Linked DNA regions of Homo sapiens: region 1 is linked to region 2. The links are chromatin loops, found by intact Hi-C in ENCODE. Cell type or tissue: breast epithelium. All regions are shown on one strand. Links, peaks and the distances in the headings refer to the core of each region. The heading gives the core; the rest is flanking DNA.

What was found. Hi-C counts contacts between places; a loop is a spot of excess contacts. Peaks named below come from ENCODE experiments on the same cell type or tissue, not always from the same donor. Only the 100,000 strongest peaks of a DNase experiment are listed, where the experiment ranks them.
Region 1: it touches region 2 in a loop (21-fold over the local background); 5 of 110 quality-filtered maps call a loop at or near these places.

The regions. Positions count from the first base shown.
Region 1 is chr6:113,637,151-113,641,554 of GRCh38, forward strand. All of the region lies in intron 1 of LINC02541 (long intergenic non-protein coding RNA 2541), which reads right to left. Among named protein-coding and RNA genes, the nearest start is that of LINC02541, 11 kb to the right of the region's middle. In breast epithelium, for the core only: no CTCF peak of the experiment used is centred there; no DNase peak of the experiment used is centred there.
Region 2 is chr6:113,586,680-113,591,083 of GRCh38, forward strand. It overlaps LOC124901379 (a long non-coding RNA gene), which reads right to left and starts at 740. Exons shown (of 2, transcript XR_007059713.1): 1 at 495-740. RefSeq lists an enhancer at 434-1,019. In breast epithelium, for the core only: no CTCF peak of the experiment used is centred there; no DNase peak of the experiment used is centred there.

The sequences.
Region 1 (4,404 bases), core at 324-4,323, 51 kb after region 2:
TAAAAAAGACACAGGAAGAAAAAACAAACATGAACCTTGGGCATAGACTTTTTTTCTTGTCTTTCTTTCTTTCTTTCTTTCTTTCTTTCTTTCTTTCTTTCTTTCTTTCTTTCTTTCTTCCTTCCTTTCTTTCTTTCTCTCTTTCTCACTTTTGCTTTTTTCTTTCTTTTTTTTGATGGGTTCTTTTTTTTTTTTTTTTTTTTTTTTTTGACACAGAGTCTCGCTCTTGCTGCCCAGGCTGGAGTGCAGTGGCACAATCTCGGCTCACTACAACCTCTGCCTCCCAGGTTCCAGCAATTCACCTACCTCAGCCTCCCAAGTAGCTAGGATTACAGGTGCCTGCCACCACACCCAGTCAATTTTTGTATTTTTAGTAGAGACGGGGTTTCACTGTATTGGCCAGGCTGGTCTCAAACTCCTGACCTCAACTGATCCGCCCACCTTGGCCTCCCAAAGTGCCAGGATTACAAGCGTGAGCCACCACACCCAGCCCGAGACGGGTTCTTATTATGTTGCCCGGGTCCAGGCTGGTCTTAAACTCCTAGGGCCAAGGGATCCTCCTGCCTCTGCCTCCAGAATAGCTGGGATTACAGATGTGCCATTGCGCCCATCTTTAGACTTTTAATTTTATTTCCCAAATTACTGTAAAAGCAGCTTAGAATTATTTTTTTCTCTTCTGTTTTAGCCCATGTTATAACCTGGACAGGCAACTACTGATTCTTAATGTCTGGCCACTGATTTTTAAGTGCTTAAATATTCAAAAGTTTGTTAAGCATATTATTTAATATTCACTTATTATTCAGAGTCTGTGCCTAGGCAGAGCTCCTAATAAAAACACAGAAGACAACTGTTGGCATTCATTTTCATGCCATAATCAAAATACATTTCCTGATGGTGGGGAGTGCTTGCATGACCACCTCCCTGCAGAGCCAGGCAGGGGTGGTCACTACAGGTTAATCCAGATACTAGAGCTATTTTCAAACACTCCCAATGCCCATAAGGAGAGCAGGCTAGGAGCAGGGCCCATGGCTATCCATCAATGTGAATCTCTAGATCCATCCCTTCTATTTGCTTTCCTGCAGGATAAATACATTTTTTGAACTTGTACTGATCAATTTCAGCTGCATAGAAATAGAGATAGGAATATAACAAGCTCTACCTCTTTTCTCTGCAAGCCATTAAACAGATGTCAATTCTGATATGTTCTCCTCTAAAGGGACACATTCCAGTCCTAATTTCCAGAACATACCAGGTCAAAATGTTATATGCCATTTTAAACTTCCTTCTACCTTCCCCAAAGAGTCAGCAACTAATTAATTCTTAAGAAAGAAAGGAGAGGACTATGAGATTGTGTACTGAAAAATTAACACTTCAAACCCAAAATACACATGAGTTCAAATGCTGCTTCTTAAATAGATTATCTGAGCTATATTTCCTCCAGAAGCCTTGTTTTCCTGATCTGTAACATGAAGACAGAATATACTCTCATCAGGTGGTCATGGGGATTAAATGATATTTACATACACCTACTATATACACATACACATATATATAGTTATATACATAGTTATACATGATCCGTATAATACATACACTCTTACATACACACACAGTGTATAGCATAGGACTCAGTAAATGGAAGCCACTGCTTATCAGTCAAACAGTACTTATTAAGTCCTAGGCAAAGTTTAGGATTCAAAAGAGGTCCAATTTTATTCCTTTCTTCAAAGAGCTTAGGATATTATTTAAAAGTTAGGATAAAATTTTTGAAACATAATACATAATTAAGACATAAATTGTGTAATTTTTACTACATATATTGTAATTCAAAAAAAAATGAAGTAATACATAAAGATGGGTTGAATTTTTTTTAATAACAAAAAAAGTTTAAGGCCAGGTGTGGTGGCTCACGCCTGTAATCCCACCTATTTGGGAGGCCGAGGCAGGCAGATCACCTGAGGTCAAGAGTTCAAGACCATCCTGGCTAACATGGAAAAACCCTTTCTCTACTAAAAATACAAAAATTAGCTGAGTGTGGTGGTGCATGCCTGTAATCCCAGCTACTTGGGAGGCTGTGGCATGAGAATCGCTTGAATCTGGGAGGCAGGAATTTCATTGAGCCAAGATCCCGCCACTGCACTCCAGTCTGGGTGACAGAGCAAGGCTCCATTTCCAAAAAAAAAAAAAAAAAAGTTTAAATGCATATGTAAAGTTATTCTTTGAACACTAAAATAGGAACCAAATTTAAATAATACAGAATAGTTGTCTATTTTGTTCCATAGCATGGTCTAAGTTAGGACACAATAAAATGCATATACAATTACTAAGCGTTTAGCGTGGAATTTTCTTCTCCTTATGTTTCACCAATATCTAAACAGCCTTAAAAGACTATTAAAAAATACTTTTCCAACTACTATTTTTAGGGACATAAGTATCAAAATATTACCTCTAATATAAATTTATTGTACAGAATTTACATTTCATAAATTTATCTTAAAAAGTCAGGACCTCGTAGGCAATGATCTCATTTCTTCTCACATTAATGAATTATATTTTAGAGAAATTCGAGGTCAAGAGAGCCTTGATAAAATGGCAAATCATAAAAAGCAAAAGCAAATTAACACTGGGAACACTCAATACATTTGCCTAGTGAGTAAACAATAAGCATCCAGTTGCTATTGATAGCCTAGGTTGACTGGGAGATCTCTTACATCCTAGGGTAATCAAAGTTGGTTACTCAAAAAGGTATTTTCTTTAGATTATTTACTCATCTAGTCAATTCCCTAATATGAGCCTGGTATCGTGTTGTAGGGAGCTGACATTATACAGGTAATCACTGCAATATAGTAAGTGTTTCGATGCACAAATATACAAATTGCTTGGGAAGCACATAATCACAGAAGAGGAAATGCCAAATTGTGGAATAGTTAGGAAGGGTTTCACTGAGGGAAATATTCATGCTGGTTATTTGACAAACAGTATCCTTGAGAAGTAGATCCCAGTAGAAGTCTCTGAGTTGTCTGCCTGGTCTCCTACCTGAGCAACCAGCACTTTATTCCTTGGCCAGATAAATGTGAGCCAAAATACCTTGTGGTTTCCTTGGAAATGCAGCTTAGCAACCATTTCTGGGGACAAAAGTCCATAGTAATAGGCACCTGGCTGTTATCATGTTTGATGGGCCTATGTCTTTTCTTCTTTTTTAAGGACCTTAATACACCTTCCTTCCATCTCTGACTCTATATTCTCAACACTTAAAATTAACAGGGTTAGTAAGCAAGGACCAGTGGGAACAAGAGAAGGGAAAATTGTCTAATGGGCAGTTTATTCATTCAGTCCTTGGGAGTTTTCAGTGAGCAGGTTGGATATATTTCCAATGTTTTTCTCAAATTTTTAGGAAAATTAACTATTAAAGTTTTTTTTTAAATAAAAAGATGTTTATAGGCTGGGCACAGTCACTCATGCTTTGGGAGGTCAAGGCAGGAGGATCACAAGGTCATGAGTTCAAGGCTAGTCTGGGTAACATAACAAGAACCCATCTCTACAAAAAAATTAAAAATTAGCTGGGTGTGGTGGCATGCACCTGTAGTTCTACTCAGGAGGCTGAGGTGGGAGGATTCCTTGAGTCCAGGAATTGGAGGTTGCAGTGAGCTATGATCACACCACTGCAGCGTTCCAGCCTGGGCAACAAAGTGAGACCCCATCTCTAAAAAAAATTAAAAATAAAAAAAAGGGGCCAGATGAGGTGACTCACTCCTGTAATCCCAGCACTTTGGGAGGCCAAGGCAGGTGGATCACCTGAGGTCAAGAGTTTTTGACCAGCCTGACTAACATGGTGAAACCCCATCTCTACTAAAAATACAAAAAATTAGCGGGGCATGATGGTGGGCGCCTGTAATTCCAGCTACTCAGGAGAATGGAGCAGGAAAATCGCTTGAACCCGGGAGGCGGAGGTTGCAGTGAGCCGAGATCACGCCATTGCGCTCCATCCTGGGTGACAAGAGCGAGCCTCCATCTCAAAAAAAAAAAAAAAAAAAAAGGCTATTTATGTTGTTTTAATTGGGAAAAAAAAACTTTGAAAAAAATAAAAACTGAATAACATATAGAGCTGATAAAAAGGATTACAGTACCTATATACATACATAGCATTATTGAAATATATAGAATATAAACACCTATCATATACAAATCTTCTAAATAAGACCTTATCTGAAGATTTCAGTCATTAACTCAAAAAACACTGCTTCTCCATGCTGCTTATTAAAATCTGCTTCAACAAGTCCTTTACACTCCTGACTCAGCCATGCAGGTACATATTTTTAGTTCACAGGATTAATTAAAAATATTTATTAAACTTTCTGGCCTATCCCTCAGCTTTCTGATCACTGGGAATCTACATTTGCAGAT
Region 2 (4,404 bases), core at 148-4,147:
AAAAACAAGGCTGGACAGAATATTAGTAAAGTCAGCATTATAACTGAGTGCAATACTTTATGGTATTTAAGAACCAGCTAGAAGGAATGCATTGTATTAGCATGATACAACAGCTAATTCATATGTGTGACTACTAGATTTCAAGCAAAAACTTAGCTGTACTAGACATTAGGGTATCTGGCACGAAGATGTCACTTTATGTTTCTGGAAAGATAAACAGCCAATCATGATTTCTTTCATAGGTCAGGGAAACCTAGGATGCCATCAGCATTCTACAGCTTGCTCTTGTCTGCATCCTGGACAATTTCAACATGTCACTGGAAATAACATGTTATGCTGTTCAAAGGCTGCCTGAAGAGGAGAGCAAGCCTTTCCCATTGCACTTCCTCTAAACCATCTCTAAACACCTTCTTAGACTCAAAGATAAAAGCCCTTGACCTTTTTACGTAAAACTGAAGTGTATGATCATTGGAACTGATAGTCTACGAACCTACCCTGGATGGACTCCCTTCCAGGTCCTGAATGAGAGAAGTGATTTGACATCCTCTTGGTTTCAGATTCTTATTCACTACTTTTTAAAATAGAAGCAACATTGAGGGTAAAATCTGGATTCATAAAAGTCTGCATTAATTATATACTGACTCTGCACTATTAAAACAAAGCCCATTGACAAGCAGCCATCAGATACCTTTCAGAGGAGGGAGTCTTGGCTGTTATTCTTACAGCGTCCCTGAAAGAGCCCTGATCCTCTCTCTGGCTGCAGCTTTTGTTTCCAGCCCTTCTTTTTTCAATGGTTGTCATGGAATCAACTTATTAGCATATGAAAAGCCATACACAACACTTTTCCCTTTACCCCTCGCTCCCCCACAACCAAAAGCCTGTTGCTAAAGCCTTAGTCCTTAATATTCATGTAAAGGAGGGTGGGGTGTGAGAACAGAAATAAAATTGTGAGTGAAAAAACAAAGACGTTTTCAACTTGCATCCTCTCGGGCAAAAATGGCTGATTTTTAAAGAGTTAGAATTTTCTCAGTTTCTGTCTTTTTACTGAGCTTCCCCAGATTTTGGCAACTGTAGTCTCCTACCCTGTTATAATTGACCTTATTCACCAAAATTGGTTTTAATTGCCTCATCAGTCAGAGGACAGATATGTGTGCTTCTCAACGTATTATGACAACTTTTGCTTAATTTGGGATTAATTTCAATAATCAATTCTCATGTTTTCTTAAAAATAACTTCTAAATTTCTTCAAAATTTTTAGTTCATAAGTGACAGAAAATTCTCTTTTTCTTTAAAGTGATCTTATAGGTTATGTAAACTACAACTCATGAAAAAGAATAGGCATGTGTTTGGTTTCTGAAGTTGTCTTAGCCCATGTTTATAAGCTACGTTTTGTCTCACCTTGTATATATAGGGTCAAAATAATGCATTGTTTTTCTGTGTAAAAATAAATCTTGCCAACTCCTCCCAAATACACTTATGTAACTAACTTGAAAAGGCTCTAAGAATGTTGCCAAATAAAGAGGAGACTTCTCCTTTTTTGTTTTTGTTTTTTTGTTGTTGTTGTTGTTTAATGAGACACAGGTCTCACTATGTTGCACAGGCTGGTCTCAGACTTCTGAGCTCAAGTGATCCTCCCACCTCAGCCTTCCAAAGTGCTAGAATTACAGGTGTGAGTCACCACACCTGGCCAAGAGAAGACTTTCTTAAAACAACAAACACAACAAAAATCTCATGAAGCACACTATACTCCATATTCTACAGTAATATAGACAAAACCCGTTGTACCACCTGCAAAAATATTCTTGCACAGCATATAAATGTAACACTATCTGGCTTCCAGGAAATTTCTCAACCTAGTCCCCATCTCAATAACCTTTAATAAACACCTAGTATGATGGTGATGATGATGATGATGGTGATGATGATAATGATGATAGTTAGCAAATAATTAGAGCCATGTGCTGTTAAGAGCATTAGGTGATTGATAGATCTAATAGTCAGAACATCATAAGAACAAAAGTTGATCACTTCTTCAATTTGAGGACTTACTACACTCAATTGTGAAAGTTCTTTTATGGAACAAAATTCTAGTGAAATATACTTCTGTCCAAATGTGACCACGTTGGTTTGGATAAGCCACCTATATAGTCCACAGATGGTATTAATCAGAATTCCTTCAGTGGTTAGTGGCAAATAACCAATTTAAGTGAATAAGCAAGAAAACAAAGGAGGAGGATAGTTATTGACTCTGGAAATGAAAATCCAAGGGAGGCACTGGCTTAAAGCATGGCTAAATCTGAGGATAAATGTATAAATGTCAAGTGTCCAATATTTGACCCTTTTTTTTCCTTCTTCTTTCCCATCTGTCATTCCTTCATCTTTCAGCCCTACTTTTGTAGTTGAGCTCCGTTATGCTAGAAAACAATGACGGTTCCCTCTGAGCAGCCCAAGAAAGTGGCTGAAGGAAGTTCTGGATTTACCTCCCCTTTGATTAGTAACCCTTATGCTAGAAAACAATGACGACTCCCTCTGAGCAGCCCAAGAAAGTGGCTGAAGGAAGTTCTAGATTTACCTCCCCTTTGTTTAGTAACCCCATCAGAAAGAGGTCACTCCTTTCTCCTGGTTCCCATGTAGCAAAAGCAGAGAAAGATTCTAACTCACTTTGTTTGGCTCATAGGCCCAAATTTTAACTGCATCTCCATGACCAGGGAAATATTTGGCCAGTTCTTGTTACTGCCTACTTAGATGTTTGGAGGTGCAATGTCTGTTACACAAAGAGGAAGATGAGAAAGCCTTCAGGGGATGATGGATAAAACCAATAGCTACCTATAATCCACTCCTCCATGTTTACTCCATGGAGGACTTACTACTCAATGTTTGAAATAAAATATAACTCAAGTTAAATCAGGGCTTCTAATAACCAGCTTCTGTAATTACCTAAACTAATGAGATTAATAGAGGTGTGTCTACTACCTTGAAAAGGAAATAATATTAAAATGTCCTTCAGGACGGGTGTGGTGCCTCATGCTTGTAATCCCTGCACTTTAGGAGGCCAAGGAGAGCAGATCATTTGAAGTCAGGAGTCTGCGACCAGCCTGGCCAACATGGTGAAACCCCAACTCTACTAAAAATACAAAAATTAGCCGTGCCTGGTGTCATCCACCTGTAATCCCAGCTACATGGGAGGCTGAGGCAGGAGAATCACTTGAACCAGGGAGGCAGAGGTTGCAGTGAGCTGAAATCACACCACTGCACTCCAGCCTGGGCAACAGAGTGAGACCACATACCAAAAAAAAAAAAAAAAAAAAAAAAAAAAAGTCCTTCAGCCAAAATTTTACCTGGCATCTATGCAATGTGAAGTCTCGGACAAGTTAGAATGAGCCAGTGTTAAGGAGACATAGCAGAGGCTCAACTGTATTGAGAGGAAGCACTTTAAAAAATACAAATCAATCAATCAAGACATATTTACTTAGTTCCTACCATGAGATCCACAGTGTGTTTTATGCACAGGGAGAAAAAAGATGAGAGGCCCACTGGCTATCAGATGATAGAGGTAACACTATAATTACTCAACACACAGCCTAGAGGGTAAACTGAAAAATAAAATTCCTTCTTATCCACCAGAAAAATCAATAAGAAAGTGATAAGGCAGAGAGTTAGCCTTTGTCTAACTAATGGAAGCCTCAAGCCTCAGGGATGTCTCCTCCCTACTACCCACCAACATCCCTGGGTTCTTTGATATCCTGCAAACCCCTGTAGTAGCAGAAGCAAAGTGTGGGATTTGGGCTTAACTGGGATTGGCATAAGGAATTTCTAAAAAGCCATGAGTGTCTCCTACCTGCTTGTTACTATTCCACAAGGTGTGAGTTACCATTCCACAAAGTGTGAGACAGATGTCCAAGTGTTCATGTAATTTTTGAAACTATTAGTTCTCTGCAGCCTCCAAGTTCTTGTGATTCTCACGTACAAAGCATCTTGGAAAAAGGTGCTATGTAAAGGGTGCTTATTACCATCTGAAGGCATCTCATCGCCCTCCCAGTCACCATGCCAAGAGAAATGAATGGGAGTCATGAATGTGAAAATCTAAAACCCATGGCTGGGTGTGGTGGCTCATACCTGTAATCCCAGCACCTTAGGGGTCCAAGGTGGGAGGATTGCTTAAGCTCAGGAGTTCGAGACCAGTCTGAACAACATAGTGAGAACTTGTCTCTATTTTTTTTCAAAATAAAAAACTTAAAAAAAGAAAAAAAAAAAGAAAATCTAAAACCTCTCCTTCGTGGGTGAGCCCATAAGTGATTCTGTTACCCACAAAAGGGCCTATGCACACAAAAAGAGCACTGCTATTTGGAGATTTCTCAGGGCCTTAAAATATTTCTGTAATTTCAATTTACAGCAATCACTTGT